Regions from separate parts of the Mus musculus genome. Here region 2 is linked to region 1. The links are chromatin loops, found by intact Hi-C in ENCODE. Cell type or tissue: left cerebral cortex. All regions are shown on one strand. Each heading gives the region's core, and the rest is flanking DNA. Links, peaks and the distances in the headings are about the cores only. Region 1 holds the start of Mcf2l (mcf.2 transforming sequence-like). Region 2 overlaps Mcf2l (mcf.2 transforming sequence-like).

What was found. Hi-C counts contacts between places; a loop is a spot of excess contacts. Peaks named below come from ENCODE experiments on the same cell type or tissue, not always from the same donor. Only the 100,000 strongest peaks of a DNase experiment are listed, where the experiment ranks them.
Region 2: a loop joins it to region 1, with 8 times the contacts of the local background. A loop is called at or near these places in 4 of 42 quality-filtered maps.

Annotation. Positions count from the first base shown.
Region 1 is chr8:12,907,118-12,922,625 of GRCm38, forward strand. It overlaps Mcf2l (mcf.2 transforming sequence-like), which reads left to right and starts at 8,794. Exons shown (of 31, transcript NM_178076.4): 1 at 8,794-8,937. The coding sequence starts at 8,859. Gm15351 (a long non-coding RNA gene) reads right to left here and starts at 8,107. Exons shown (of 2, transcript XR_870153.3): 1 at 7,462-8,107; 2 at 5,596-6,909. In left cerebral cortex, for the core only: no CTCF peak of the experiment used is centred there; DNase peaks (open chromatin) are centred at 8,264, 8,700, 9,211, 9,595 and 4 more places; H3K4me3 peaks cover 3,224 bases; H3K27ac peaks cover 4,017 bases.
Region 2 is chr8:12,976,594-12,992,101 of GRCm38, forward strand. It overlaps Mcf2l (mcf.2 transforming sequence-like), which reads left to right. Exons shown (of 31, transcript NM_178076.4): 4 at 8,267-8,357. Among named protein-coding and RNA genes, the nearest start is that of Gm38671, 36 kb to the left of the region's middle. In left cerebral cortex, for the core only: CTCF peaks have their summits at 7,209, 7,422 and 7,687; DNase peaks (open chromatin) are centred at 7,635, 8,246, 8,879, 9,398 and 1 more place; H3K4me3 peaks cover 3,732 bases; H3K27ac peaks cover 4,842 bases.

The DNA of each region.
Region 1 (15,508 bases), core at 4,826-12,825:
GGATTTCAGATGTCACGGAAATTAAGGTCTTCTTCACTCCCTATCCTTCTTTACCTGGGGAGTCTGCTGGTCCCTGGCTATGGCTTCATGAGACACCTACATGGAACTCGCTAGAAACTTTCCAAAGGCTGATGAAACCTGTTAGCCAGCTCACATAAAGCAGAGCCCAAAAGAATGGGCTCAGGATAATGCAGGCACTCCAGTAGGAGTCCATCTTGCTGACATGAGCTGGGTCCATGTGGCAGCAGCTCTAAAGGACATGGCAGCCAGGCATCCACTGCATGGACTGTGCTGGAGAGAGTGCTTGGTCTCCCTGGGATAAACCCTCTGGCTGGGACCAGGCTGGCATGAAGAGCCACTTGGAGCTGGGATGGGTCCCCTGCACTCTTGAACATGAGCAACCACGCCTCCTCAGAGCACAGTGTCCAGGACACTGCTGCATGCGACTGAGCTGGTCCTAGCCTCTCCTCCAGCTGTCCTGGCTTACATAAGGGGTCCCAACCTTGTTCTCTCCTACTCCCCTCTTTGGCAGTCCCATGGTCGGGGGATGAGCTAGAGGCCCCCCTTTCCTAAGGCAACAACACCCTTCGTCTCACTCTTGTATGCTATGGCTGCTTGACTCTCTAGCTTTGGGTGCTAAGTCCTGTGATACGATCTTGTCCCGATCCCATTGGGGTCACAGATGACCTGCTCAGCGACCTTGTGACAGTCCTCAAGAACAATACCTCTTGCCTTGAGGTCTGGATCCATGGAATTCATGCCAGGACTACAGCAAGGACACTTGCCATCCTCTCAGGATTCAGGAGAGGAACTTTTCCCAGCCCCACCTCACTCCTGAGGGAACAGGGCCATTTCCTGAACTCCATAATGGATCCCTAAAGAGCAGGAGCTTCTAGTCCAGGAAGCAGGGCTGGTGAGGAAAGCCCTCAGACCTCCTGTGACATCAGGGTAACCGATGTCTCTGCCCCACACCCCTCTACTGACTCTGGTCTTCACTGTCATCTGCACTGGGAATTGTAATAGGTTTTAGGGATTTTTTTTTTTTTTTGGTTGTTGTTATTGTTTGTTTTGGTCGCATAATTTGCCTGCAATTTCAGGTCACTGAAATGCCTTCAAATTAGTCCATGAAGCTCAAGCCTTATTCATTTAAAAGCTTCAGACCCCAGCCTCAAAACTCGCCCCAGCCCAGGCTCAGAAGCCAGGGGAGCACGGTGATACCAGATCCCTGCTGTCCCCCCCCCAGCTCCTCCCTGGTGCAACATCTGCACACATGCGTGTACTCATAGGAATGCACAGATACACACATTCACCCTCTATGCATTCACAGGTACACAAGCGGGCAAATACAAGGATATGACTTCTTCTCTAATAAAGTGATGTTGTCCCCTGGACGTCTGCATATTCTACTCTGGGTAGGCATCTGTAGGGTCCCTAAATCTGGGTCACTCTCTGTGAGGAGCTTGAATGGGTGACTTCATTATAGTTCCCAAACCTGGCATCCATCCAGCCCAGCACTTAGGCCTGACAATGGGCAGATACCCTGCTCAAAGCTAGCCACTCCATCCTGCTGGGATTGTGGGCTAGGGCACCTCCACCTGGGCAGAGACCAGACTTCCTCACTGGAAGCTTGTACTCTAATCCCACTCATAAGTTTTCCAAAGTGGGTGAGGGAAGCCTTTGCCATGGTACTGCACAGGACTGAGTCCCCACACTGCTTGCCACCCTCAACACAGCCATTCGTGAACTCAGAATTTAGACCTTTGTCTTCACCTTGGCTTTGAAATGAGATCCTAGAGGGTAGGAAAGATCCAGCTGTGCCCCTCACCCCTGGATGAGACCAGCATGGAGCATAGGCCAAGCTCATTCTTCTTGCTAAGATTCCCAGGAGTGCTTGAGAGATATTTGGTGATGAAGTTCCAAAGTACATGAGGATGGGAACAGAATGTGGGGACCGAGGGACTGAGTGGTTCTGGGAGAACTTGATCTCTTGGTTAGCCTAACACTGACCTGAGTATAGGCTGAGGTCATCCAGACCTGCAGTGTTCCCTCCAATGTGACAAAAATAACCTTCTTCACTCGGCGAATCCAGGAAAAGTCCCTCAGAGAAACATCAGGAGAGTCTATGAAGTGGCCAGCAAACCCTCTGTCACCAGGAAAAATGTCTTCCAGCACCTGTGGGAACCCCAGGGCTAATGTGCTGCCCTGAGTTCTCTTTGGGTGGAAACACGGCCCTGGAAACAGTGCTGGGCCCCACCTCAGAGATGCATGTGTCACCTGACGTGGAAATAAGGTATAGGTGTAAAATCCGGTCCTCCCAGGGAGGAACTGACTCAGTGACTGATGGTCCCAGGGACAGGAGGACATGGCAGTGTGACCCGGATGAGACCTCACACCCTCAGGGAAGCTGAGGTAGAAAGGAGCCCCCCAACCCCCGCGGGCTCCAGACTGAGCATGGTACACTTCTTCCTTAGCCTCCAGTGACTCTCCCCAGGGTGGCACAGTGACCACTGTGGCTGTCACCTGGGCTGAAACCTTTGGCTGGTGGCTTACAGGATATTCCAATGGGCCCTAGGGACAGCACATGGCCTCCACTTGCCCATCTCACATGACCATGGCCACTCTGCCAGGATGCTGCTGAGGTGGCCACACAGCCTTGCACTGTCACGGGACTAAGAAGTGGTTCCCGCCACATCAGCTGGTGTGAGCATCTCCCTTCCTCACCCAGGCAAATGGTCTCTATCGGGACCACACTTGCATCTTTCTCACCCATGAGTCTTTTTTAGCAGTGCTGCGACTGGCCATGGGGGGGGGTTGGGATGTAAGCCCACCAATGCTCCCCATGCAGAGAGTGTGCTATAGACACATGTGTCTTCCTACAATGTCAGAATGTATCCAATAACAGCGAACTCACAAGCTAGGTCTGTCAGGCTGGCTGCAACTTGCCAACCAGTCCCACTTCCCCTTGACAGCTGGCTAAGGCAAATGCAGGCTCTTTCATTCCTTTCTTAACTACTGGTGCTCCCATCACCCCATTACACAGTAGTGTGGATGTTATGGAATGGCGATGAAAAACGTAAAGGCTGCAGAAGCATTCAAAGACGTTAAACAGGCTTTCCTGGAGGTGGTGGCAGGGCTGGTGGAGGTGTAGTTACTGCAGGTGGTGAGGTGTGATACTGAGGACCCAGGTGAGCTGGCGGGGGCTCGCAGGGTTCTTTCAGGTTGTTGTGGAGATGTGGTTCAGGGTTGGGTCCAACAAAATTCAGGACAGACCCTCAGCTGAGCTGGAGCCCTGGGGACAGAAGTTCTCTGCCTGTTTGTTGGTAGCCCTTTTATGCAAACACCATGGCAGATGACAGAGTTGCCGGGCCATTGCCATAACAGTGTTACATGTTGCTCTCTTTCTGGGGTCCAGGTAAAAGTGTTGTACCCTTCTGCAGTCTGTTGTGTTCGGTAAGTTCCCAGCCTGGTTTTTCCAGTGATTTCAGTGGGAGTTCATACGGTGCTAGTCTACTTTGGTTTACAGTGAGTTTCCAGTGAGTTTCTCCTTACTCTTAGGAGAAAGCTGTCTATGCATCGGCTTGTCTCATAGCTGCTATTGGGCTGTTTGTTTGGTGTCTACTTGTACTGTAAGGGGCAGGGTCACACTGCCTCTGTGTTTATACTCAGAATAAAGCCAAACTGAGTTACTCGGGACAAGGGACAGCCTGAAGCCATTGTTTCATTCGGTATGGAATGTCTCAGAGCACGGCAGTCTGATATCAACACCTGCCGTGGATACTGCAGCTTACAATGTCTGTCTGCTCATCAACGGAGCTCACTACTACCTGTACCCCAACAAACCAGATGTGGCCATCTATCCTCAAGAAACTAATTAAAAGAACCAAATTAACTGAAAAGGCAGGGAAAAAATTATTCTATATGGCCATGTTGGGAAGAGTTTCAGCAACTGCCCTCCCCCCACCCAGTCCACCCCCCAAGCATGGCCACACTGGATTTATCTCCTTTGAAAACGTGGCTCTTCATGACTACCTGGCATGAACTAAATGTGTTCTAACCTGGGTTCCTGCCTGCATTCTGTGTATTATGTGTTTTAGATATCTACAAATTCCACCTCAAGGCAGAGGTTCTAAAACTGAAATTTTAAGAACTGTAACTGGCCTGCAGATGTCCTAGAGAGACACATGTGCCACTCCATCTATTAGACTATTGAAACAACGGACCAAAAAAATGGGACTTCCCACAGGAGTCTCATGCTAGGGGAAGGAAGATGGCCAGCCAGGGGGGTACTGTGTCCCCAAAGAGACTCACAGCTTGTGGGACCACCTTTCCAAGATGAGCCTAAAGCCCAGGCAACAAAGAGTCATTGGTGCGTGGGAGGCCCCACCTGAGCCAGCCAACTTAATCACGCATATCTGTTGCTTTCCATTTAACCCTTACCCCCATTCCAGGATCCCAGAGATGCGCTGGGTGGTGCTGCATCCCTGGGGGGTGGGGGAGGTGCTGCATCCCTGGGTAGTGCTGCATCCCTGGATCTCTTTGCCCCTCTTCTCAGCCTAGCCACCATGAATCAATCTTTCTCCTGCTTTTCACGATTGATTTTTAAATGGCTTACAGAGGGCGGGTGGCCAAACCTGCCTTGTTGGGACACAGGCAGTCACCCTTGTGTTTGGTAACACGACTGCACACATGAAAGTATGTGCCTATTCCAGAAACTTTAAAACAGCCACAACCTTTGTCTGTAACTACTGGGCATGCATACACGTGCACTATGTGTTCACATGTAGAGGCCAGAGGTCTGTGTCAGTCAGGCTGGCCATCAAGCTCCAGGGGTCCGTCTGTTTCCACTTAAGCTGGTAATGACTCTGATGGTCTAGGGTCCACTTGGGGTCTCAACCTGCTTGCATGAAGGGAAATACTTTTGAGCCTCTGTGCCCAGGCCCTGCCCCTTCCTCAGCTCCACCTCAGAAGGCGTGGCTCCTCCAGGCCGGCCCACCCCGGATCTGCTTTCCTTCTCCTCCTCTGTCTCTCCTGTGGCTGTTCTTCCAGAATAGTTGCTAGGGAACGGCTGGTATCCAGGTGTAGCCTTACAGCATCCGCCTGCCCCCTGAGGCCTGGCCTGGGGTTGAGCCTGCTCCCTTGGGGCCCTTTGTCCCACAAGCTAGGCAGTGAGAAAGAAGGAAAGAGGCCAGCCTCTGGGTCACTGATTCTCTTGGAGCTGCTGGGGGTGGGGCTCACCTTGTGACCTGGGCAACTGCTGAAACAGCCAGAGATCATTCTAACCCACATTCCTTGGCAAGGTCCTAGAGACAAGCTCTTGGTTTTAGGTCAGAGTCAGAATCCTGCCCCAGTGGGGGACACTACTGTTCCTCCTTTCAGGGAGGTTTTAGAGCAAAAGTCAGGGCTTGAGGCTGAAGAGATGGCTCCAGGGTTAAAAGCACTGGCTGCTTCTCCAGACGAGCTGGGTTTGATTCCCAGAACCTGCAGGGCAGCAATACAATGCTCTTTAATTCTAGTCCTAGGGCATGAACACCCTCTTCTGGCCTCTGTGGGCATCAGGCACACACATGGTGAACAGACTTGCAGACCAAACTCCCATACACATAAAATAAATACCATTAAAAAAAAAAGCCAGGCTATTGCATCCCAACAAGCTTGTCTCAGCCACCCACCTAAAAATGCCCATTAAAGAGATGAATAATAATGGCCACCTTGGATGTAAGGGGTCCAGCCACCCTTTATCTGTCCTTGGTGTACTGACATGAGATTTAGTGACCCTTCATCTGTTTGGGGGATTCAGATATGAGGTTTAGGTTTAAACAGTAAGGGTGGGATAGGGACACGAGGTATGCACAACTAAGGAGCCCTGGTCTTGTGGTCTAGTGAGGGCTTGGGTTCACAAGGTGGTCTTCAGAACTCTTCACCTTTGAGGGGACAGGGTGGTTCTCTCAAGGTGATGGCTTGAGACACTGGGTGCTGGGCCTGTCCTGTGAGCTGGTGCTATTCCGGAAATTCCAGTTACATTAGTTACCTTTTTTGGTAACTGTAACAAAATACCTGAGGAAAGTCAACTTAATGAAGAAAAGGGTTTACTTTGTCTCACAGCTGAGGGTGCCATCCCTCCAACATGGGGAAGTCACAGTGTCAGGAGGGTCGAATTGCTTCTGTCAGAAAGCAGGGAGCGGTGGGTACAGCTGCTGAGCTCAGTCCAGGACCCCAGCTCATAGAACAGTGCTCCCCACAGTTGGGGGGGTCTTCCTACCTTAGTTAGCCCAGTCTAGAAACTCCCTCAAAGAAGCCCAGAGGCCTGTCACCCAGATAACTCTAGACCCTGCCAAGTTCATAATCCATGTTGACCATTACCCAAGGTGACTCAAAAGAAAGCTTGAAGACTCTGAGGAAGACGGCTCAAGTCTGCACCTGCAGCCAGAGTGAGGTGGTGTCATCAGGCCCCGTGCTTCTGGCACCCTGTGGCTCCAAGCAAGGAGCTGCTGCTTTGTCTTCTACATCCCTGTCCCATCTGTTCCCTACGTGCAGATTCCTTAGTGTGAGACAAGGAGATGGCAGTGCTGCATCTCAGTCACCAGGAGAATGGAGTCTGCCCTTACCATGTGTGCTTCCAAGAAGGTGCTTAGAACATTGAGGCGCTCCAGGATGCTCTGTCGAAAGGACAGGGAGGCAGACACTGTCACCTTTTCCCTTGGTTCTGGCTTTGAAGATGGAATGACATCAGCAGTGTTTGTCACAGCGTGGACCCGATGGACCTCTACGGGAGTGCACATAACAAGCCAGACCCACTCACGGGCCATGACACCTCAGGCGTTTGCCCCAAGGAAGCCTAGGCTGCTCGAGGGCTTGCTAGAAAGACATAGGCCTGTCTCTGTGCGGCAGATGGAAGGTGAGGAAAGAAACCTGTGGAGAGGCAGGGCCTACGTCTCAGCACTTGCCCTGATGACAGCCTTCCTTCTCTGAGGCTGGAGGCAGCAGCTTGGCATGGGCGAGGGGTGAGCAGCGAAGGTTCTGGAGCTGGGGGGCACGAGTGTGACTCCCCCAGTCTCAGTCTTCAGATGTCACACAGCTCCAAGTGTCAACTGACCGGACTCTTAGGACCACAGGCACAGTGCATCGCCTGCCTAGGGTTCACTTGTCCATGTGGAGACTTGCTGCAAAGCCACTGCTGCTGCTTGAGGGGCTGAGCTTTCAGAAAAGCAGTAATTTCTACTATCTTTTTTTTCCCCGAGACAGGGTTTCTCTGTGTAGCCCTGGCTGTCCTGGAACTCACTCTGTAGACCAGGCTGGCCTCGAACTCAGAAATCCGCCTGCCTCTGCCTCCCAAGTGCTGGGTTTACAGGCATGTGTCACCACTGCCCGGCCAATTTCTACTATCTTATCATTATATCTATATGTGGTTATTACACATTGATTTGGGGACTTTAGCACGGCAATTATCTTATAGATCTTTACCTTCCAGGCCAGGAGTTCTGAGGACAAATCCTGGGACATCTGACATTTTGTGTCTTGACCTTTAGTTCAGTGCTGAACCCAACATAGACACTGTTGCAACGGCATCCTGGTACACACATGTCTGTAGTTGGATTGTTCAGTGCGGGTGGATGTTGTTGGAAGCTGTGGTCTTACGGTACATACAGGTGTGTCTGTGCAGCTACCGACGCATACATGTTGGGCCCTGTGGTGATGGTGCAGTTTAGGGAATCATGGCGTTGGAGCACATATGTTGGCCATTGTGGTGCCAATGCATGTATTCTTGGATACTGGTCTTGGTGCACATGTATGTTACTGCATGTACACCATGTTGGTACACACATGTTTCTGGTCACCATAGTGCTGAGATATATACATGTTGGTGCACATTGCGTTGTTGCACACCATGGTGCTGATACAATTCATGTTACTGGAGTCTGTGGTCCTGGGGTTTGATAGACTCTCGTTATTGGAGTCTGTGGTCCTGGGTTTCCCACGTGTTACTGAAAACCACAGTGCCAGGGCATTTATCCTGTTGGCAGGATGCGACCCGTCTGACCAAACAATAAAAAGATGGCCAGCAGCTGGAGAGGCTGGTGTTCGCCACCCTGTGCATTGCAGTAGTACTCTGTGCACCAGCGACCCGGAATCTGTGTGAAGCCGGTGGTGTCAGATGCAGAGCGTGGCCCTCTGCCAAACATGGCGAGGTTAGGGAGCCCTGGGCCTACAGCTGAGCTTCCTTCTCGTAGACCTGTGTCTTAGGTCTGGCACCGCCCTTGCTGGGAGAGTCAAGTCTTGACCCAGCTACCCACCGTCTCCCTCTTACCTGGGCATGAGACCTCGTGGAGAGCGCGCTCTAGGCTGCTGTGGACTCTGCACCTGCCCTGCAGCGGCGGGAGGTAAAGGGGGCCTGGGGCAGGAAGTAAAGGGAGCATTGGGCTCAGGCTGGATGTTCTTTGGGTGGTTTGGGATCGCGTCCCTGCAGCAGCTACTTCCAATCCCGGAGGACAGAAACCCTAGGAAGAGGGGGAAGGGCAAGGGCAGACCTGTGCGCCTGCGTAGTGGGCTTTCTGATGCCCCCTTGATGCAAACTAGCCTCCCAGGTGCTCAGGTGGTGCACACGCATGACTCCAGGTGCGGTGGTGACACGCCCGGCAGGCTCAGTGCTTCCGCTTCCGCCTAGCGCCCCCCGCCCCCCATCAACGCAAAGCGCGCCCCCCTCCCTGTGGCGCGGAGACCAATCCTGGGAAGCCAAGGAAAGCGCCACAACCCCCTCCCCGCTCCAGCCGCGCCCCCTCCCCACGGCTTAGCCCCACCCGACAGCACCTCTGGTGCAGCGGAGGACGATCTTCTGGGGATCGGTTTTGTTGAATCGGAGGATGAGGTTTTGGCTGAGAAATGAAGAGATGGCCCTAGAAGAAATGGTGCAGAGATTAAACGCGGTTTCCAAGAACACTGGTAGGAGGAGCCGCTGGCCTTGATTATATATTCTTAAGCTTGACATCATTTGTTGAATTGTAGAGAATTGCATCTAATGGCTGTATAACCACCTTCATTCACTATTCCCTAGCACTGATAACAGCAAAGGCAGGCGTGATGGGCATTTTTTTTTTGGTATCATCTTCTAGGCTTTGTGGATTGACAGTGTGATTTTATTCTGCTTGACACAGTTTGAGAATTACAGATCAGCAGCGCTGGCTTTCTAGGAGATGAGGGTTTGTAAGTGGAGCCATTTGCCCGTGGGGGGAGTCTGCAAGTCTGCTTGGGAGCATCACCTCATTTGCTGCAGTGGCCATGGAATTATGAGCCCAGAATGGTCCAGGGTCCAAGCCCAGGCCCTGCAGACACTGGGATGGGATGGGAGGTAAAATCCTCACTATGCACTTAAAGCCGTAAAGCCAATATTTGAAAATAATATAGGTTAAGAAGAGGGCGAGCAGTGCAATTAGACATTCATTTTCAGGATTAATTGTCTGATTACTTAAAATAAGCCGTGAGGGACAAGCTACAGCCTCCTGTAGATTTCAGCCCCTCGGAGCTGGCAGGATGCATCTTGCCGTCGGCCTCCATCCGTTGTGCCGAGGGTTCCTGGCACGCTGCAGAAGAAGCAGGTACCACTGACTAGTTGTGTCTGGCATGGGGAGGAAATAGTGGTGTGCTATTAAAAGTAGGTTGGTTTTTGTCGTGTGTTATGTGATACGTGGCGTTATCTAGTTTTCTAAGTAATACTTTCCTGGGGGATTAAAATTTCATTCGTTGTCTGGGCTGGGTGTGGCACCCTCCCTGTATTAAATAACTAAATCAGCATAAGCATCAAGTGCGGTGGTCTCCCTGCACTTGTGTAGACAGACGGTCAGTTTATAACGCTGGCTTTGCAAGTGAAATGGCTGCTTATTATAAATGGGTGAAAAGAGAAGACAGACGTTTATGCCTTCTGTCCCCTTCCTCTTAGAGATGTGGCCCAATTTTCTGGGTGTTGCTTGGACAAGATCTGAATGAGTGTGGAGCTCCAGGGAGCTGTTTGCCTGCCCAGGGGGGCCCTGAGGAAGAAGTGGGACTTGCTGCCCTTCCCACCTGTGCTTGGCTGGCGTGGGGGATCACAAGAGTGGGAATTGCTCCAGCAGTGACATCATCCTGAGTTTCAGATCCTGAGGTTTCCTCCTGGGCTCTGAAGGACACAACATGTGTGTCTTAAGTTGTAAAAAGGCTCCCAGAGGAGCAGAACCTGGACCAGATACTCATTGAATGTTTGTCCAAGCATCCTTGGATTGGGCCCCGGTGGCTACTATTGTCTCGCCAGAAGCAGCAGCTCCAGCCTGTGCCCTCTGAGGTTTCTGCAGTACTAGAGTTGTAGATTCCACTAAGACCCAAAGATGTGGTTGGCAGGACCCTCTGATATGAGCATCCCATTGTTCAGTGGTGGGGAGGGAGATGTCACCACACCTGCACCCTCCCTGGCTCTCCTGTTCTCAGTATAACTCAATCTGCTGTGGCACTGGGGAGGTGGGCTCTAATGGTTAGCAGCTATATGTCATGCAATGGGGACAGGAGTTGTGCATGCACAATGAAGTTTCTTGCTTCCACCCCTGTAGTGGAGTGATATAGGTCTATGTAATTATCACTCAGGGTTTACATTCTGAGCATATCCTCAAGAGTCCCTTCTAGCAGAATGCAGCTCAAGGTCATAGGATTGTTCATGGTCCAGGGGCATGTTAAGGTCATGGCCAGAAATGGGTAGAGAGTTCTGGCAGCTTGAGCTAGAGACTGGTGAAGCTGTTTAGAACGAAGGGCATGGTGTTGCAGCTGAGGGCTTTGACTTTCCTTAGAGCTGCAGATCTGACCTTTTGTGGCTCTCCTGGTGCTCACAGCCAAGTAGGAAGCCTGTGCAGTTCAGGCCATGCTGCTGTGTTCTCTCTTCATATTTGCATATCGTGACCCAGAACTTTCTTACCCGGGCTGCTTGGCAGGGCATGATGTCTACCATCCAGGAGCTATACTGTTTGACCTTGGCCATTTTGCTTTCATGTTTACTTCTGGACCTGACCTTTGTCCCGATGCTGGACACTTTCCATCAGCAGAACCCTTCCAGGTACTTGGCTCCTTTCCAGCATTTTCCTCTGTTTTGGTTTTCTCTTTAGATTTGCAGGATTTGGTGAAAAACAAGGAACATTTAGGGGAGAAATGGTGTGGACTGAGTTGAATGTTCCTTGATGTTCGAGCAAGTCAGTGGAAAGGCTGGTTAAAAGACAAATGCAAACCACCTTGGAGCTCCTGACTCAGGAAGGCAGTGCAGCGACATCTTAGAATTTTTCTCTTTAAAATTCCCAGGTGGTAAAGATGGTGCTGGCCCAGGATCAAACTTGGAAAACTGATGTAGAGGATGAGTCTTTAAATCCAGCCCCACCTTCTTCATCAATAGGGAGTGGAGGTGCTTTCATAGGTAGATGACTAAGGGGTGGATGGATGGATGGATGGATGGATGGATAAAATGTAGACAGATGTGTGAGTGATGGATTGATGGATGATGGATGGGTGGATATGTGGATGGATGGATGGGTGGGTGGGTAGATGGATGGGTGATAAACAGACATGTGGTGGATAATAAAATAGATTGCTATATGAGTGGATAGATAGACAGGTAAGTGGATGGATGGACAGACGGATAAATGGATGGATGGTATCAAGCTAGATGGATATTAGATTACGTGTAAAACAATACAATGTAAATTATGTCATGTTTTAATATGATCCGTGTCAATTCTGAAACTAAGAATTTTTAGCTATCATAATTATCTATATTCGACCACCCAGCCATTGACTTGCCTCAGAACATGGATGATGAGGGGATATTGGTGACTCTGTCTGGCTCCGTCCCCTGTGATGAAAACGTCTGATTTTCCTCCTACCTTTTCTGTCACCTCCACAAAGCTCACCATGATCTAGGGACTAAACTTCAACTTTTAACTACTAATTCAACCATTTGGAAGTGTTTGACCTGGTGCCATCTGAGTGTGTGTGTGTGTGTGTGTGTGTGTGTGTGTGGCTGGCTGGCTGGCTGGCTTTTCTGGAGAAATCTACATCCATGACAGTGTTTTCTGAGGAGATGCTGGGGAGGTGAGATGTAATAGCTATTTCTATCTCTCCTCTTTGGAGAAGGCTGCAGTGGGAAGTGAGTGCTTTGTGTGGCTGACATGATTCTAAGTATTTTGGCAGATATTGGATGGAAGTGAGATTAGGTGAAGGACCAGGCTGAACGCCCAGGTATATACAGAGTGAGCTCAGATACATGCAGAGTGGCCCATGACAAAAATGGTAAGGCACAAGCTCATCTGCAATATGAGGTTCCTGCTTCTGTGAGTCCCTGGAAGGGGTATTTACCTCCCTGTGGTTTTCACTGGGAAACCTTTCAGTTATATGGCTGTCGATTGTGGTTGTCTTGATGGAGCCCCTTAGCCGGCTTGTGCCTCCATGTCCCAGGTCCACACCAAGCCAGCAGTGTCGTGGTCTTGGTCTGCCCGTGTCACGTTGCCTCTTTCTGGTCTCTACTGATGCCCCCTGCTCAGTGTATCTTTTCCCCATTGAGATTCATCCTCTTCCTTTTTAAGAACTCTTTTTCTCATGCTGACAGTCCAGGGCTGATCCCTCTCATTCCCAGTGGCAAGTCTTGGGTGTAGCCGTGTGGTGTCACTTACAACTTTCCCAAGCCATGTGACCAATGCCTGCATGTTTCACTTGGCACTGTCAGAGCTGAAGGCAACATGGCTGGCCATTGCCTGAGTCCCACAGTCCTCAGAGGAGGCTTGGCCAACCTTCTGGAAGTGGCTCTTTGTTCTCAGTGAGCTGCGATGCCTGTTGCTCTGTGTCTATACCTCATACAGGCCTGCATCCATTATAGCTATACTTCGTGCGAGATGCCTAGAAGAAGACTCTCACACCATCACATTCATACCAACATGCTGCCATCTCGCTTACTTAAAGGGCAATGTCACAGGACTGTAGTACAGAGAGACCTAGCTCTGCTGGTGACATACCACCTCTGCAGTCCCCAAGACAGCTACAGTAGCTGACATGTTGGAGCAGTGTGACAAACTTCCGAGGAGCTCCATGCTGCTCCCAAGGGATCCAAGATGTCTGTGGCCCAGGAAAGGGATGAGCAGCATCCGCCGCACTGCACATGCGTGGTGCATGAGTTACACACTCGGCTCTTCTGGGAGCTGCTGTGTAGGGGGTTGCATATAAAACACGCAGAGAAGCAAAATATCTGTGTGGTTGTCTTAGAGCCCAAGAGTGAGCACTATATTCCTAAGAGATGTCTTCCCAAATCTATGAATTAGAAAGCTGAAACTATAATCCAGGCCTGGATTCAGATCCCTAATACTTCAGAGGCTTAGATGTGCCATAGTGAGCACGCACTCAGCTGCGATACCAGGAAACTGCTATGTGAACTTATCTTGGGAGATACAAGTAAATACACACTACCTCCATATAGAACACCAACAACATCCAGCCAGAAGACCCAATGGGTTTATCACACATATTTAAAAGCATGCCGGGTTATAAATAGAGTGTGTGTGACCCCCAAAGCAGCCATCTTATTGGAAAGTGTCATTCCAGAATGGCTGGCTTCCCTCATGGTTGCACAGATGGAGTACAGCCTTCTGTCAACCTCCCACCTTCTAACCACAGGTGACATTCAGTAAGGGCAGATTGCAGGGGAGAGGTGTGGGAGGGAGCTGCGCTCTCAGACAAGGGCCTGCAACCCTCACTTACGGGCCAGAGTCTGAGTGGTTCTTGTGGGCAGCCACAGCTGTGGATGGAGAAGGTTGTTTTGCTTGGAGGATAGGGCTCTGCAACACGGGGCTGTTTCTACCATTGCCCAGCATTGCTCCTGAGAGTGGAGAGCCTGGGCAGCTCTGCCCCCCCCCCCCCGTATGCCTGCTCCTGTGTGCAGGTACATGTGTGGAGTCTAGAGGATTGCTTTAGGTGCTGTTCTTCCTGCACCTTCCATTCACCTTGGTTTGGGGGGACAGGATCTGTCACTGTCTAGGAGCTGGAGGGTTTCACTAGACTGGCTGGTCAGTGAGCCCCAAGGATCCACCCTCCTCCACCACCCAGCACTGGGACTTCTAGTTTGCCCCACTGCACCCAGCTTTGTCATGCGGGGTTGGGGGATCAAACTTGGGCCCTCATGCTCACAACACAAGCTTGCTGAGCATCTCCAGCTGTTTGTCTGTGGGATGCAGGGCAGGCTGAAGTAGGATGAGTCTTTCCAGCTGTCTGGATCCTTACTCTAAGGATGCAGAAGAGCCACCCAGCACAGTTTGTGGTGACTCTGACAGTCACAGGCCCAGCAACTGTAAAAGGATTCCTTGCCTGGTTCTCTTCTTGGGAAGCTTGTGGTTTTCCTGAGTTACTTTGCAGAATAGACATGAACGGCGGAAGGATAAGGGAGAGGTGTTCTGGTTGGCCAGGTAGTAAGTTGGTATTTGTTCCTCCCTCATGAAATATTTCCTATGGCATCTATCCATTTGTCTGTCCATCCACCCATGGTAAGCATCTGCTTGCAATGCATCGATGCATTACCTGGCTGTAAATCAGGCCACAGTGCCTGCAGGTCAGATACAAAATACATAATATGTGGGTCTGGGGAGATGCCTCAGTGAGTAAGAGCACTTGCTGTGTGAACATGGAGGCCTGAGTTCGAATCCTCAGCACCTACATAAAAGCCATATGTGTGATGCATGCCTGTAACTACAGTACTGCAGGCTGGAGAGTCCGAAGATCCCAGGAGCTCCCTGGTCATCAGCCTGGCAGAGATGATGAGCTTCAGGCTCAGGGAGAGACCCTGGTGAAAAGCATCACAGTACAGAATGATAGAGTAAGACATCCCTCCTCTGGCCTCAGTGTGTGTGCACATGGGCAAGTACACACACGCACACACACGCACACATGCACACACACACATGCACACATACACAAACTCACACACACATGTGCACACACACAAACTCACACCCACACCTGCACGCATGCACACACTCAAGCATGCACCCATGTACACTCACAAAAGAAGATACATTAAATGGAATAGAAAAGAGAGAAAACTTACACTAAATGCTGCTGCTATTGTGTCTAAGGAAACAGGTTCAAAGTGCGAGGATGTGGATAGCAACATTTTAGGGCAGAGAACAGAGACTGAAGCATCTTTTAAGATCGTTTTTATGAATTTATTTTACAATGAGTGTTTCTTGTCTGTGCTTGTGTGTGTGTGTGTGTGTGCGTGCGCGCGCCTCCTGGCACTGGAATCACAGATTGGAATCACAGTTGTGAGCTGTCCTGTGTGTGCTGGGAATCGAACCCAGGCCTGCTGTAAGAGCAACAAGTGCTCTTAAACACAGAGCCATCTCTGCAGCCCTCGGTTGAGGTATCTTACAGGTAATATCTTGTAATGGAGACTGTGAAAGTAAATATGAAAGCTAATTGATAAAATACTTAAGCTGACTCTTATTCACAAAACATAAGGATGTGA
Region 2 (15,508 bases), core at 2,880-10,879, 68 kb after region 1:
GCAGTGTAGATGGGCCAAGTGTACCTGCCTGTCAGCAGGCGGACTTGGGGGCCCATGCTTTCTTGGTTGGGGCCCTGCTGCCATGAAGGGCAGTTACTTGATTAATAGTAATCAATGCCTTCATGTTTCGTCCCTGTTGGTGACAGTCTCCTTGAGTCTCATGTACCCAGAGTCTGCTCCTCTGTCTGACTTGGGGTGACTTTTGCTATCTATCATGAAAGAACATGACCAAAAGCAACTTGGGGAGGAAAGGGCTTTGGCTCACCCTTTCACAGCACTGTGCAGTCATTGAAGGAAACCAGAACAGGAACCCAGAGGCGGGAGCTGATGCTGAGGCCGTGAAGGGGTGCTGCTTACAGGCTTGTTCCTGCGGCTTCCTCAGCCTGCTTTCTTATCGGACCCAGGACCATCAGCCCTGGGGATGGGACCACCCACAAGGAGGGCTGGACCCTCCTTCATCAATCACTAATTAAGAAAGTACCTCATCGGCTTGCCTGCAGCCTGATCCTGTCTCAGTGAGGCATTTTCTCAACTGAGAGTTCCTGATCCCAGAGGAGTCTAGCGCGTGTCAAGTTGATAAAAAATGATCCAGGACATCCTCCTGCTGTCCCTGCTGTTGTCTGTGACAATGCTTACCTGGATGGTCACCGTGTGTGGCTTCCAAGGGGAGCTCAGCCCCCACGGCCAGCTTTGGATCAGGACAAGAGGACTGCAGAGGACACTCACGTGGACAAGCCTGCCATCTCGTCCCTGGCTCTCACAGACTGCTCGAGACCTCGGCTTCCCACAGCAGCGTTTCATTTGTGAAGTCCAGTGCTTTGAGCGCTGAAAGCCTCTGAAGCTCCCAGGAGTCCCTGCGACTTCTGCTCTTGAAGACTCTCTGCAGGGACCTTCACATGCGGTCCCGCCCTGTTCTTCTGAGTCGCATTCTCCTAACCCCACCAGAGGCCACTTCCTCTCCATCACTCATTAGTTATCTTCCTCTGTAACTGCCATCCAGTGTGATAGTCACTGACCACGTGTGGCCGCTTAAAGTTAAAATGGAAGAAAACAAAGTAGTTGTTTCTGCTCACACATGGCTAGGGGCTGCCACACTGGGCAGCTGCAGTCTGTGACACGTGTCATGTAACCAGCACATGCCTGGCGTTCAGAGGCAAGGGCAGTGACTGTCCTGGTCTTTTGTTCAAGAGGAAGAAGAGCTGCCATCACCCTGCTAGAGTCTGTGCCATTGTACCATGCGGTAACTCGGGGAGGCACAAATAGTGGCTCTTGGTGGCCTTCCCCAGGCCCTTCCTCCACCCTGTCACACAGTGCCATTAGCTGCTATTCAGGGAGTTGACAGTGGCTGAGAGGGAGCCAGTGTGTCAGAATACTACTTGTTAATCCAAAGTAGAAGGGGTGCCTGAGGAGAAAGATCTTGGCAGCCTTGGGCAGCCCTCAGGGAGGACACTAACAAGTGCCCTGAAGCCACAATGGAGACAGTGAGTGGCAACTCCCCCACTACACACACACACACACACACACACACACACACGCATGTGCACATGCAACAATTTCTTTGTGAGGTGTGATGAGTTCTTTCTGAGCACAGATTGATTTGACAGAGCTCACAGGAGCTTTTGACAGAGAGACCAGGGAAAGTGAGGGCAGAGGCTCCTGAGCCAAGATGGCTGTGAGTTGGGTATATTCACACCATTTTTGACATCAGAGGCTCTGATTCTTCTCCAATGTTCAGAGAGGGGCTGGTTGTGCCCAGTGGCTGCTGCTGACCTGTGGGTTCCATCAGTCTCCCTGTCCTCCAGAGCCAGGAGTACTTTGATCATTGAGTGTTTGAGTCCCTCTGCCCTCCACCAGCGCATAGCATGCACCTGTGCCCCAGGGAGCCTTGGGGCTGGGGACACCGGCCCAGAGCCAGGCATAAGTAATACTATGCACAGGTGGGAGGAGCCCACCCTGTTCTGTGACCCCATCCCTGTTCCTGCCCAGAAGGACCAGGTCCCATGTGTTTCAGGAAAGTCTAATAAAACTGTGAGTCTGCTGGCTGACTCCAGGCATCCTCAGCCAATGCTAAAACAAACAAACAAACAAACAAACAAACAAAATCTGAACCCACAGGAGCCAACCAGGCAGCCTAGGGAAGATGGGTAACCTCGGGAATATGGCCTTATTGTCCTGGCGCTGCCCTTGTGCACTTACTGGGCCCTCACAAACTGTCCCTTTATGCTCTCTGGGCAGTCAGCTGTGAGGCCTGGGCACCTGGTAGGAGGAGCCCAGAGGGTAGTTAATGACCCACCTCCAGTGCCCTCCTGAATGTGCAGCTTCATACTGACCACACGAGGGCGCCATTAGTCAAACCATTGTCAAGTCAGGTTTACTGTGAGCCCCATGGCTCCTCTGTCTGGCCTGGTTTCACTTACTCCCCCTCCCCCACCCCTTCCATCCTTATAACTCCTTTGTAAATCTTGTACACTGTATTCCAACACCTGCTTTTAAATACCAGTGTCACTAAGACAGTGACACTTGGGTAGGACGAGACATTACACAATCAAGGGGACATGTCCCACTGGCAAGAGAGGTTCCATCTGTGGTGAACCTATCCTGAGACCCCTGGGCCTCTGGTCAGCTCACTCCAGCTGCCTCTCTCCAGGCCCCCACCCCCTCTGCTGATCTCACATGCCTGTTCCCTTCATCCAGGCACCACAGGGGAACATGTCGCCTTGACCAGCCCTCTACCAACCACTGGGATGCCAGTGTTCATGGATTCAGGTCGTGGGTTCTTAGTGCTGGTTGCTGTACCCCAGCCCCAACACCCGCTCACTCTTGCTGCTGGCCCTTGAGTGTTTACTGTTACCCATGATGCACCTACTGATGAGAACTATAAGGGCTAACTTCTCCTGGGCAGATGATGTCGATGACAAGCCAAGAAAGGTCCATCCAAGTCCGTCTTTTCAAAGTCATGCATTGTCTGGGTTTCTTACATGTTCATGGGTTACCCCCGAACAGCTGCACCACAGTAAAGGCAACCCCAAACCATGTAGAGCCAGACAGGATTATGTGCAGGGAGGCGGGTAGGAGCGGGGTGCCTAGAATCTCAGGTGGAGTCCAGTGACTCCCCCCACCCACTCCTTCTATGAGGGGATAGTAGGTCTGAGCTTGTGAGTACTCACAGGTGTTCTGATTTAAAGAGGGAAGCAACCACGCCATGCCCAGAGGACATAGCATGAGTTCTTGTAGGGCCTTTCTCACTGATGTCACAGGGCTTGGGGTATTTGACCTCTGCTGCCCCAAACCAATGTGAGATGGAGTAGGGCCTCCTGATGCCCCTACTGGGTCCAATGAGAAGATCCTGCTGAGCTAGGTCTTTGCGGAATTATGACCCAGCTGGGCATTTATGTCTGTTGCAGGACAGACCCTGGCTCTGTGCCTGTCACTCTATGACTGCTCTTTCTGTGGTGTTGACAGACCTCGGGCCTTCAAAACAATGGCCTCAAAGAAGGTTTCAGCAAATTCCACACTCCTGAAACAGCTTTTGTGAGACTTCTGGGCCTTTTTTTGATAAAGTAACCCTCAAATTTAGCTAGCATGCCCACCTCGGAAGCCTACCTTGCATGTTTTAGGGCTGAGGACCACAGTGGGGGGCAGGTCTCTATCTGAGGCCCCCATATGCTGCCTCCTCCAGTTCTTCACCTTTAGACAGCCATAGCTGTCTTTCAAGGCCCAGGGCAACTCCCTTCAGGAGCCCGAGGAGACCACCGCCATCCTCCTGAGGCCATATCCAGTGCCTGGCTTGCAAGAGACACTGTGAGGATGGGTCCACCTTCAGCTGAGCCTTCTCATCCTATACATTAGTGCTCCTGCTCCCTGGCATGTGAGGGAAGGAGGGAAATGTTGGCAACAGGAGGAGGGACTGCCTGAGCCCATGTCGAAGGACACAGGATAGGGCTGTGGCTTTCTGAGGCTGGAGGGTGCCAGTGATGGTAAGGAAAGTGAGGCTGCTTCATTCCAAGATTTCCTCAGTGAGTGTGACCCTAGGAGGCAGCCATTGTGTCCTAGTGACCAAGTGTGGTAGGTCCAACCATCTGGGCTCTGTGACAATGGGGGAAAAAAAAAAAACTTTTCGGTGCTTAACAAGATAGAGCCCCACCTTCACAGAGTCACCATGAAGCCTTGGCCAAGGACTGTGGCATTGTTAGTCCCACACCTGGCCCATAGCCACACAGAAAGTCAAAAGGTCCTCACCCAGAAAGTGGGGCCTGGTCCCAGCTGGCTGGAATCGTGATGGAACCTCTTGCCCCAGGAGTTCTCTGTACCCAACTGTGAGCTGCTGGGCAGAGGGAATGAGGATACAGGTGCCTGGCCAGGCTCAACTGCCAAGCCATCAACTAGCTACAGTGGGTAGACCATCCATAAATATACCTCTAAATGTTGATTTTAATGCATATGTATGCTATAAATTAATATGGTAGCTGCTTTTCTTTATCCTAGCGAATTCCCCAATAGTGATACAGAGAGATCAAGACTAGCTTAAGGCTTTACTGCAATACCTAGGCAGTCAAATGATATATTTTAACCCTCTTAGCTAATCTGGCTACCTCCCAGTTAAAACCCCATAATACTTGCATTTAGAGCTTTCCATGCTCTAACTGAACTCTCATGATGTCTGCTCTCTTCCCTCCTTGTGACTCAATCTGTTACTCTTCTTTCTCTCTCCTTCCCCTGGCTGGCACATGTCCCACCCTAGTCTCTCTTCTAGCCCAGGCATTGGCTAATCAGATTTGTTGACAAGGCAGATAATAAATGGTGAGCATTGTTTACATAAACTTGAAACAGGAGATTCTTGACTTAAGCGTTACAATGCTGTGTCCAGATTGAAACAAGATAGAGGGCAGAGAAATCAGCATTTGAATAGCACAATAACACAAGGATAATATTTAGGGACTGGTACCTGTGATGCTGACAATAGACTAAACCTCTGAAACTGTAAGCCAGCCCCAATTATAAGAGTTTTCCTTTATAAGAGTTGCTGTGGTCATGGTGTCTCTTCACACCAATAAAACACTAAGAGAGAAGTTGGTACCCAGAGTCGGGTATCACGGTGACAGGCCTGACCATGCTGCTCATTGGCAGAATGTGGACTTTGGATTAGGATCGCAGTTGAATGCTTTGAGAAGAGAGTAATGGGCCATACTGGTAGGAGCATGGGAGACAGTGGTTCTGCGAGCAATGTAGATTATGATGGCTCAGTGCAAGAGGTTTCAGAGGAGAATATTAATAAACCATTTCATATGATATTTTGGCAAAGAATGTGGCTGCTTTCTATCCTTGTCCAAAAAAATCTCCCTGAGGCTAAGTTGAAGAGTTTTTTAATTACTGGTGTTGGCAGAGGAGATTTCAAGACAATCTAGTATTGCTTGTGTTATGTGGTTATTAGTGGCCACTCTTATGCAGATCTATAATGAAAAGGAGCAAACTAATAAGCAGCACTCGTCCATGGCCTCTGCATCAGCTCCTGCTTCCAGATTCCTGCCCTGTTTGGGTTCCTATCTGACTTCCTTCACTGATGAACAATAAGAAGTGTAAGCCAAAATAAACCCTGTTACTCCCCAAGTTGCTTTTGGTCATAGTGTTTCATCACAGCAATAGAAACAGTAAGACAGTATTTCATGTGTCATAATATTTTTTCACTCGAATGGACATTTAGTATGAGTGAGTGAAGGCCACACCATGGCACTGGGTGTGGGACGACATAACTTTATGGGTGGAGTGGTGAAGAATATGTGGTCCCTGTGTGTGGCCATCCACAAGTGTCTGCACTTTCTTGGAATTTGCACAGATGCACACAGGAAATGGTAAGCTGGATGTAGGCTCTCAGGCTTCTGAATTAGCCTGGGGTGGGTGGACCCAAGGACCCTGGTCGACATTGTGGAAACGTGTTCACCTGAAGAGAATACTCTGGCTCCAGGAACTTGCTAGGGCCTCCAGACTAGGGCTGTTGTGGAATGGTAAAGGGATCTCTTTACGGGTGTATGCACATCTCATGTATGTGTATGTGGAGGTCAGAGGATAAGATCCCGCGTCCTCCCTGGTCACACTCCACTTTACTTTTTGTGTCAGGGTCTCTCCCCAAGTCTGGAACTCCCTGATTTGCCCAGCTGGCTGACCAGTGAGCCCTCGGGATCCCTCACCTCAGTCTTCCCAGTTCTAAGCTTACAAGTGTGCACTGATGGCTGTGCCAGCTCTTTCCTCATGTGCGTGCTGACAATCCAAGCGCAGGCCTTCATACCGCATGGCAAGCAAGTTTACCTACCAGCTGTCTCTCTAGCTCCCTCATGAAGAGATTCCACGGTTGGGGAAAGAGGCTGTGATTCCTCCATAATAGAAATTGCTCCAGGAAAAAGGGGGAAACTGAGTCAGGTGGTGCTGCTCTGTGAAATGACCACACCAGCCATTGATCTCTGGTTTTACTGGATTTGCACATAGCTCACGGCAGCCCCAGCAGGCAGATGCTGTTATTTCCATGTTTGCAGAAAAAGAACCAGAGGTGGTCACAGAAGAGCAGCGTCTTCCCTCATGCACTCCCCTTGGTGGAAGCTGCTATTAGGAAGCCATGTATGTTGGCCCTTTGTGGGTGTTCCTTAGACAGCATGCAGCTTGACTGTTGGGGCTGAGGCTTGTGTATGGGGACAACCCAGCACTCTGAGTCCTCTTTTCTTCGTCACTCTAGGAAGGGTTAGGCTTGGATGACTAACTCAGAGCTACAGAGGCAGACCTGGTACATTCCCCTGAAGGCCAGGAGGGAGGCAGTAGGTGGGTTCCAGTTAGCACAGCTGTCCCATGGTCTTATGGCTTCCGTACATAAATCTCATGCATCATGAGGAAATAGCCTGTCATCTAGAGGGGTGGTTGGTGGTCCATCTCTGAGGAATGTCAGGGGCCATGTGGCCAGGACAGTGCTGCTTCATCCCTCTCTGGTTTGGGGCTTTGCTGTGAACCACATGGTATAGCCCAGGCCAGGATAGTTGGAGTCACCTACCAACCATTAAGCACCACGGCAAATTCAGTGAAGCCCCATGTGGGGCCACTCAGAAGGGGCTCAACCCCCATACTACCTCAGGGTGTAAGGTGCTCGGATTGTCCAGGACAGATCAGGACTGGGATCTATTCTGTTTCTACTTCTTCAGACACTAGCCCAGGGGAGCCAGCTGGGTAGGTGAGCGAGTCTGCAGTTCTGCTGAGCTATCAGCAGGGGAAGGCTGTGTGAGAAAACGCGCACGTGAACATGTCCCCAGGGGTGTTCTGCATGTAATGAACACGTGGAGGGAGCTCTTCATGCCCCTGTGTATTGGACAACCCGCAGCACACTGGTGTGAGCTTTGGGTACCACTGTCGCAGATCTTCCCAGGACTCAGAATGGTCGGTCTGTTAGTGGAGGTGCAGCGTGCAGCTTTGCCGACTGCATAATTTATAGTGCACTGTAGCATCCTGACTTTCACTTAAGTACAGAAATGGCTTGCTGAGAATCGTTCATGGATTCAGAAACCAGGCATTCAGAGTGGGTGCCTCCAGCCTGTCTCGTTCCTCTACTGAGGATTGGCTGGCAGCAGAGGCTGCTGGCATTGCACAATTGGCTTGGATGTGAAATTACCCAACAGAAGCACACCTCCCACTTCCACCCTGTGACTCAGGCTTCTGCCACCAGGCTGAGCCGAGAGACTGAGGGCATGCTACCAACTACACGATGCTGCCCTGCCTTTATCACAGATGTTGCTGCTGCAGAGGGCGAGCGCTCCTGCCTCACACCCCACAGACACCAGGGAGCCTTCACAAGCCTTGGAGATTTTCACCCGAAATTGTGATGTCATCAGGAGCCATTTTTTAATGTGGATGAACGCGGGACCTCAGATGCTAGGACTGACATGACGTGGGGGTCCTGAAGCTCGCTTTGATGGTCTGGTCAGCTGTCCGTGCAGCGCAGTAGGATGTCAGTCTGCCCCAGGAGGAGGGGCTTCTGTTGATCTGTGAATCGATGCCGAGAAACAAACAACATACTGAAAGTATCCGTTCTCCTTTATCTAGAAGAAAGTCCTGGGAATTACAGGGTGGGGCCTCTCGGGCCTTCGGAAGCCTGGTGCTGCTGAGACCTCTCTCGGGCATGCACTGTGGCACGTGGTGTGGAGATGGCATGGGACAGTGGGGTCACCAGTGTCCATGGAAGCCAGGTCTGCTGCCAGCACATGCTGACTCCTAGTGTTTCTCCTTGTTTCAGTTTGCAAGATGCTGGCATTGGATTCATCTTGGTCATAGACCGAAGGCAGGACAAATGGACCTCTGTGAAGGCATCCGTCCTGCGGATAGCCGTAAGTACCTCTCGGGCTCCACACACGCCTGGAGGGTGGCAGCTCCCTGCTTTTCTGTCTAGTTTGTGTGGAAGGTGGGGGATTGAGGTGACAGTCAGGGGACCTAGTCAGGGGTAGGCTGAGCCATGCCAGGCCCACGGGGGGCTCCTGAATTGTGGGCATGTTTTCTCCCGTGGTGGTCACACTCGGGGGGTCTGTTGTGATCCTCTCAGTAACAGCTTGGAAGTTGTGAGCAGAGAAGGTTCTGAGCACGTTGGACTTCAGGCTAGAAGTTGGACACTGAATCCAGTCATTGTTCCTAAACAGCTCTCTCCTTTCCATGTAGGGCTGTTTAACGTTAGTCCTGAGATGTGTTGGTCCTTGCTACCCAGCCCGCCCCTCGTAGCACACAGAGTCCCCTCAGTTCTAGGGACCTTCAGCCGTGAAGTTGCGGGACTTGCTGGCGGCTTCAGCTTGCAGTTGCTATTTCAGAATAGTTAAGACTGAGACAGCAGAAATCCTGTTTCCGCAGCCGTTCCGCCCACAAACAGACACGATGTGGGCCGAGTCTTCCAAAACGAGTCCACCCACACTTGCTGTCCCCACCTATCATCCACAGCTTCATGAAGGACCCAAAAGTTTGGTGGTTCACTAACAAGCACCATGGCTCAGGGCTAGGATTGTTTAGCTGCTCCCGAAGTCTCTGGGCAACTGATCCCATGGTGTTATGTTCTCTGACCCTGCTCTGAGTCAGGCATTCACAGTTGACCTTGGGTCGTCACCCACCACCACCACCACCGACCGGGCTGCTGTGCCAAGGGTTAGGTGCTATAAGAAACCCATTCCTCTTTAAGGAAAATGAAAGGCTCTTGGCTACTGTGATTTTCACAGCCTGCAGTCTGGGCGCAAACCTGTCTCTCATAGAGCATCATCCTGTAACTACCTCGTGAGTTCTGCAGGAGAGCCTAGACGTGAGCAAGCTCCCATCCTCTGCCTCCACCCTCAAGTAGCCTTCCTGTCATCATTGATGTGAAATAGTAAGACACAGCACCATTACACAGTAACTGTCCTGGCCCCGGTGTCTGGAAGGTGCTTCCGATGTCCCATCAACTGTGGACAGACCTGTGTCTCCACTGTGACTACCCAGCAGCCATCGGGGCAGCTTCTGCTCCTTCACTCACTTCTGCTCCCACCTCTTCAGAGCTGAGGCTCCTTCTCCACAGCTCCTGCTTAGCCTCTGTCTTCACAGAGTGCAACCCCATCGGGCCAGCATGAACAGGATTTCTTCGCACACGTATCACGTGTGCTCACCTGGTCTTGCGTCTGGAGTGGCAGTGCGAATGCGCATGTGTGTGTGTGTGCATGCAGCCTGCATGTGTACTTTGAAAATTACACACTTATTTATTATTAGGGGAGCCCATGTGGTGTGCAGAGGTCAGCGGACAACTGGAGCAAGTCCGCTTTCTCCCTTCTAACACGTGGGTCCTAGGACCCTTCACCTCCTGAGCCATCTGTATTATCCAGTAAGTCACTCCCAGGTTAGAAGATGTGTTTCCAAATACAAAGTATTTTCCCAGGAAACAGAAATTCTGCTTTAAGACTGAAGCAGTCCTGTGGTCCTGCCCAACAGGAGGCTTTGGTGCCTCGCATACCCCGGTACATGCTGGGCCCCTCTTGTCAACTGTGAATGTAGATGAACTTATTAGAACAAGGTTTCTGAAAGGGTTTCTGAAGCAAGTTGGCTCATCTTTAAAACTGTGCTTTGTGAACACAGTGGCTGTAAGGAAAGAATTTGACTTTTATTTTTATACTGTCTTCTGTTTCTCTGTTATTGTTGCCTGCTTCTTGAGTTGGAGTCTCACTCTATAGTTGAGCCTGGTCAAGGCTCTCTAACCCTCCTGGCCCAGCCTCCCAAACGCTGGAGTTGTAGGTGCACACTACCATGCTTAGCTTGCATTGATTCTTACAGTATAAAACAGGAGGTGTTTTTCCTGTGACTGTTAGCATTAGCCAGAGCTAGGGAGTAGCAGAAGCTACCATTTATTCCAGCAAAATTGTCATGAATTTGCTTTGATCTCCAGAAATGTCCAATGGTCTTAACACAAATCCAGCAGGTAGGAAAATGAAGAAAAAAAAAAGTGATCTAAGAGTGTGCAGCCAGGCTGGGTGTGCAGTGCAGGGAGAGCATTAGCACAGGGTCCCTCGGGGTCACAGCAGTACACAGGAAGCTGCTGACACCCCCAGAATGGGGACAGGATCCACAAGGCAGTTTGTTGCTGTCCTAGGACAACCTTTCTGTGTAATTGAACTCCTGACAAGGCTCTCTGGAAGGGCTGCATGTGTGTGTATGAGAGAGTACAGCACAGAGGGCGAGGGGCAGGCAGGAAGAAGTGAGGGCTGAGTGTGTCTCCAGAAAGAGGTGTACAGTCTTGGTTATTCTTGCACTGAGGGAAACAGTCTCAGCCTCACCAACTGAGCCCCAGGGAAGGATGGCACACTAAGAAATAAGACTCCACTCAAGAGGCTCAACTGTCCTGAGCCTCTGAGGGTCACGTGGCATGGGAAGCACAGTATGAGCACAGTGGGGTCTGCCTGAGGCCTGGAGATGGGAAGGCCACTCGGGTCCTACCCACACATAGCTGTGGAGGCAGACCAGTGTGTTCTCTCCAGGATCCTGACTTTAGAGTGTGTCCAGAGGCAGCCTGCTGTGGGCACGGCACCCAGACCTGGGCCTCCACAAGTCCAGGTAGTCGGAGGGAAACAACTGCTTCAGCCAGCCAGGTCCACAGGAGGCTCTCCACATAGCCCCTCTCAGGGGGCCACCGAAGCAAGGAGGCCAAGGGGCTTCTGCCTCCTGCTGCCAGGGTTCCTGCCGAGCCGCACTTATGTAAGCCTTGGGGATGGCTGCTATTCTTAGCCACCATCTGTGCAGCCTCGTGAGTTGGCGTTCCCTGCTTTGCGGTGGTCTTTTTCCTTTTGGATGCCTTCAGCTTTGCTTGGAACTAGGAAAATAAGAAACTGGACTAACAAGAGATCCAGTCTCCCTAAAATTCCAGTGCCTCCATCAGGAGAAAAGTGTGTGTTCATCTCGGAACAAGCATGCTAATGCTGCAGGTTCCTGCCTCCACCATTGAGCAAAGATGGTCAGCTCCAAAGCTGACCCCGAACTTCCTCGCTGACAAGTAGCTGGCCCAAAATTTTGAGTAGCCATTCTCCCAGAGATTAAAAAAAAAAAAAAACACCCAAGGAAACACTTCTAAGAGCTCTGTCAACATCCCTCCTCTCCACCATACTGTGTGTTTCTGTTTGTGTGTCCCAAGGGTGTGTTAACATTTGAGGATATCATTATAGAATGTACATGTCCAAACTAAATCTATGCCTTGGCATGTTTCACTTAACTAAGTTGACTGTGTGTGTGTGTGTGTGTGTGCGTGTGTGTGTGTGTGTGTGTGTGAGAGAGAGAGAGAGAGAGAGAGAGAGAGAGATAAATAGAGAGCTCTCAATGTCAGCGTCTTCTTCATTCCTTATTCTTTGAGACAAGGTCTCTTGCTGAACCTGAGGCTCTGATCCAGGTAGCTGACCAGGCAACAAGTCCCAGGGACCTTCCTGCTTCCACTTCCCTAGTACTAAGGTCGCAGGTGATGCTGTCATGTCCCATGCACTGCCATGCCCCGTCTTTTTATGTGGGTTCAGAGGGAATTGAACTCACCTGCACACGCATAGCAAATAGTTTTCTAATTGAACTACCTCCTCGGCCCCAAGAAAATGGAACCTAAAGTTCTGCCCAGAGGTAGAACTCTTTATGCCTTGGGACCGATGTAGTCTGTGCAGAACAGCACAAAGCTTGTGTCTGAGGGACCTGGGTTTGCAGGTCACCCAGCCAGCCATCACATTGGCTGCACAAAACATTGCCCATTGACTCCTGTTCTGCTCCAGGCACTGGGGCTGCAAGATCAAGTGGCCACCAGAGGTCAGGAGAGTCGTGGAGGTAGAGTGGGAGGCAGCACTGGAGGACTTCCAGGCAGAGGTGTCTGAGGGGTGGGCAGGGTGTACTATGGATTTCCCCCGGGGCACTGTGCCAAAGTGCAGGCCAGAGAGGGAGGTCAGTAAGTGAACCCCAGAAGTTGGGCAGTGGTTAGACCACTAAGAGAGAGAAGGTCGTGTGGTTACCTCTCTTACTGAGTTGTCTCCAGGCTGACCAGAAGGGTAGAGATGTCATGGATGGGGAGGAGCCGCCTGGCACCCCATACTCCTTGTAGGCAGCCGAGCTTCACGTGGAGATATGTGTGCCCCAGGCTAGTCAATGTGTGTGCCCCAGGCTGGTCAGATGAGCAGCTGTGAGTCTGTGTGGGAAGCTGGCACATCACCCAGAGCTCACCGCTCCTGTGAAATCCTCCCGCTTCACCTCCCGAGAGGCCAGGGTGGCTCTGGAGTCTGAGCTCGTCCGACAGTGACGTCCCAACTGGGTAGGGGTGGTCTGTATAGAATGTTCCAGAGGAAAGGGGGCACAACCTGAAGGCTGTCTATTTAAACAGCTGCCCTCCAGCCAACCATCAGCTCTCCGGCCTTACTCAGATTTGTTTCTTAGTGATGTTTATCAGTCTTAGTATTAGGGGAGAGTTCTTTTGTGTGCCTCCCACTGCCCACGCCCTTTCCACTGGAGCTGGTCCGTAGCTTTTCTTATGACAAATACCAAAGCAATTTAGGAGAAAGGTTTGTTTTGGCTGAGAGTTTGAGAGGGTCCAGTCATGGTCTGGAGGCTCCATTGCTTTAAAGCAAGACAGACAGTAAGCAGGGAGGGACATGGCAGAGGACCGCATCTGCTCACAGAGACCAGGAGTGACAGGCAGTGGTCAGGAACACGAGGCTACAAGGTAAGGCAGACTTCTTACCCATTCAGCACCTTTTCCTCCAACTTGTTTGTTTGTTTGTTTTTGTTTTTGCTTTTGTTTTTTCGAGACAAGGTTTCTCTGTGTAGTCCTGGCTGTCCTGGAACTCACTCTGTAGACCAGGCTGGCCTCGAACTCAGAAATCTGCCTGCCTCTGCCTCCTGAGTGCTGGGATTAAAGGTGTGTGCCACCACGCCCGGCTCCAACTTTTTATTTTGAAATATTTCGAGCTTTTTGAAAATTTGGTAGTAAAGGGAATACCATGTGTTCTTGCCGTGACACTTTTCCCATGTGTCCATATGTTTGGGCATACACTCATGTGCACTGAGATATGTGCACAGGGAAACACACAGCCATACTTGTACACTTTCCCACACAGAAATGTACATATACACAAACTTGCTCACAGATACATGTACGCATACAGTTATGTACATGCATACACAGAAGCATACCCATATAGACAGATGTCTGTACACATATACAGGTGATAGACATGTACTGCATGCATATACACTAAGAGGCACACATACACATATACTTAAAGACACATGCATGCAGAGATGTGAAAACATACATGTGCACAAGAACTCATACAGGCAAATGCAAAGGTGTACATGCACACACATGGGTTCATGGACACTTAACACACGTGCACAGACCTACATACACTCATATATGGGTACACTTGCATACACAGGCATGTGTCTGGATGCACACCCCCACTCATGCATACTCATATGTTCACAGATGTACCTAAATACACACGCACAAAGGCACATGCAGGAATGTGACACACACATGACAACTCACCTGCCTGCACATACATGCACACACTGCTTGCTGAGCCCATTTAATAACTGGTTACACAATTGTGGGAAGTTTTCCTCCAGTTCTTAGCTATGAGCCCACTGAGAATAAAGCTGTGTTGTTGTAAAACCGAGACCCTGTGGCAACGTGATATTAATATTGTTACGATTATGGCAGGAATAATTGTCTCTAAATCTAAAGATACACTATGGAAACAGTCTACTTCCTCCCAGAAATGCTTTTTTATATATTCTGTTAAAATCCAAGGTCGGTGACAAGTGATGAGAGCAGCCAGTTGTGCCATCTCAATGGTCTGTTTAGCTTTTGTTTTAGGTCTGGTAACACAGATACCTGTGAAGGCCGGAAGCCAGGAGCTTTGTAGAAACCCTGGGTTTGGTTTCCTTGCCTCCAGCTTCAGCTAGCCACCACAGCGGGGAACTTCCACAGTGGGTACTGGGCACCCATGTGCCCCATCAGGTCAAATCCCTGGACTTCTCCACTGGAAGATGGCTCTTCTGTCTGACGAGCATCTGTCATCTGTGCCATGCTTTGGGGCTAGCCTGCTGCTCAGCACTCTTCCTCCTGTGTCTGCAGATCTTTTGATTCCTACAGAAGCTGAGAGTATACTGAATGTTATTTTATAGGTGTTTCCTCATGTGGCCTTGCAGCAGGTGGTGCTGGGTCCCCATGGGCACCTCCCACTTAACCTGCAGGCACTTCTTTGCAGCTGTGCCCGCCCACCAATGATCCGGTGACTATTCTCTGTCCGGAGGGCAAATGTGGGCCCCATTGCCCCTATAAGAATGAGAAGTTATAAGCTGACCAGTAGAGTGCAGAAGATGCCTTCCAGGTCCCAGAGTGAGCTTTGTAGTCACGTTGTCCCCTATAGTTGTGACAGGAGCCAGCTGGAGCTTCTGCAGAGCAGAAAGAACATGCAAGCACCTGCTTGAGGTGGGTGGGGACGAGAAAGACAGCTGCTTCTCTGACAGTATCGTATTGTCCCATTTTCCTAACAGCTGCCGCCGATGCAACGATGCAACGTCTCTCCAGTTTGGGTGGCTGGATCCCCTTATGTTTGTTTGTCTGAGACTGACTGATGTCAAGTCAGTGAGGATGTGCTCCAGGTCGCCTGTGGGGAGCACGCATGGATGGGGGTGCAGATCCACCCTGAGATATCGGTCCCCGGAGACCTTGTGATTTATTAATACTGGTCTCATGCATGCACCTGTGGCTGGTGTCTGGAACCCTCATCAGAGGCCCTGGCCAGCATTTAGCCTCTCAGGAGGCATATCCAGGTCTTTCTGGCTGGTTAACACTGCCCGTTTCCATATTAGCTTCTGTTTGTTGGATGCTACCAGACAAGAGAGGTTGGCCTGGGGTCAGCTTGATGAAGCACAGGACACAGGCTGGGCACACATAACTCTGAGCCTTGAGGAAGACTTGGACCTCAGCTCAGGCGTCACTCAGAAAATA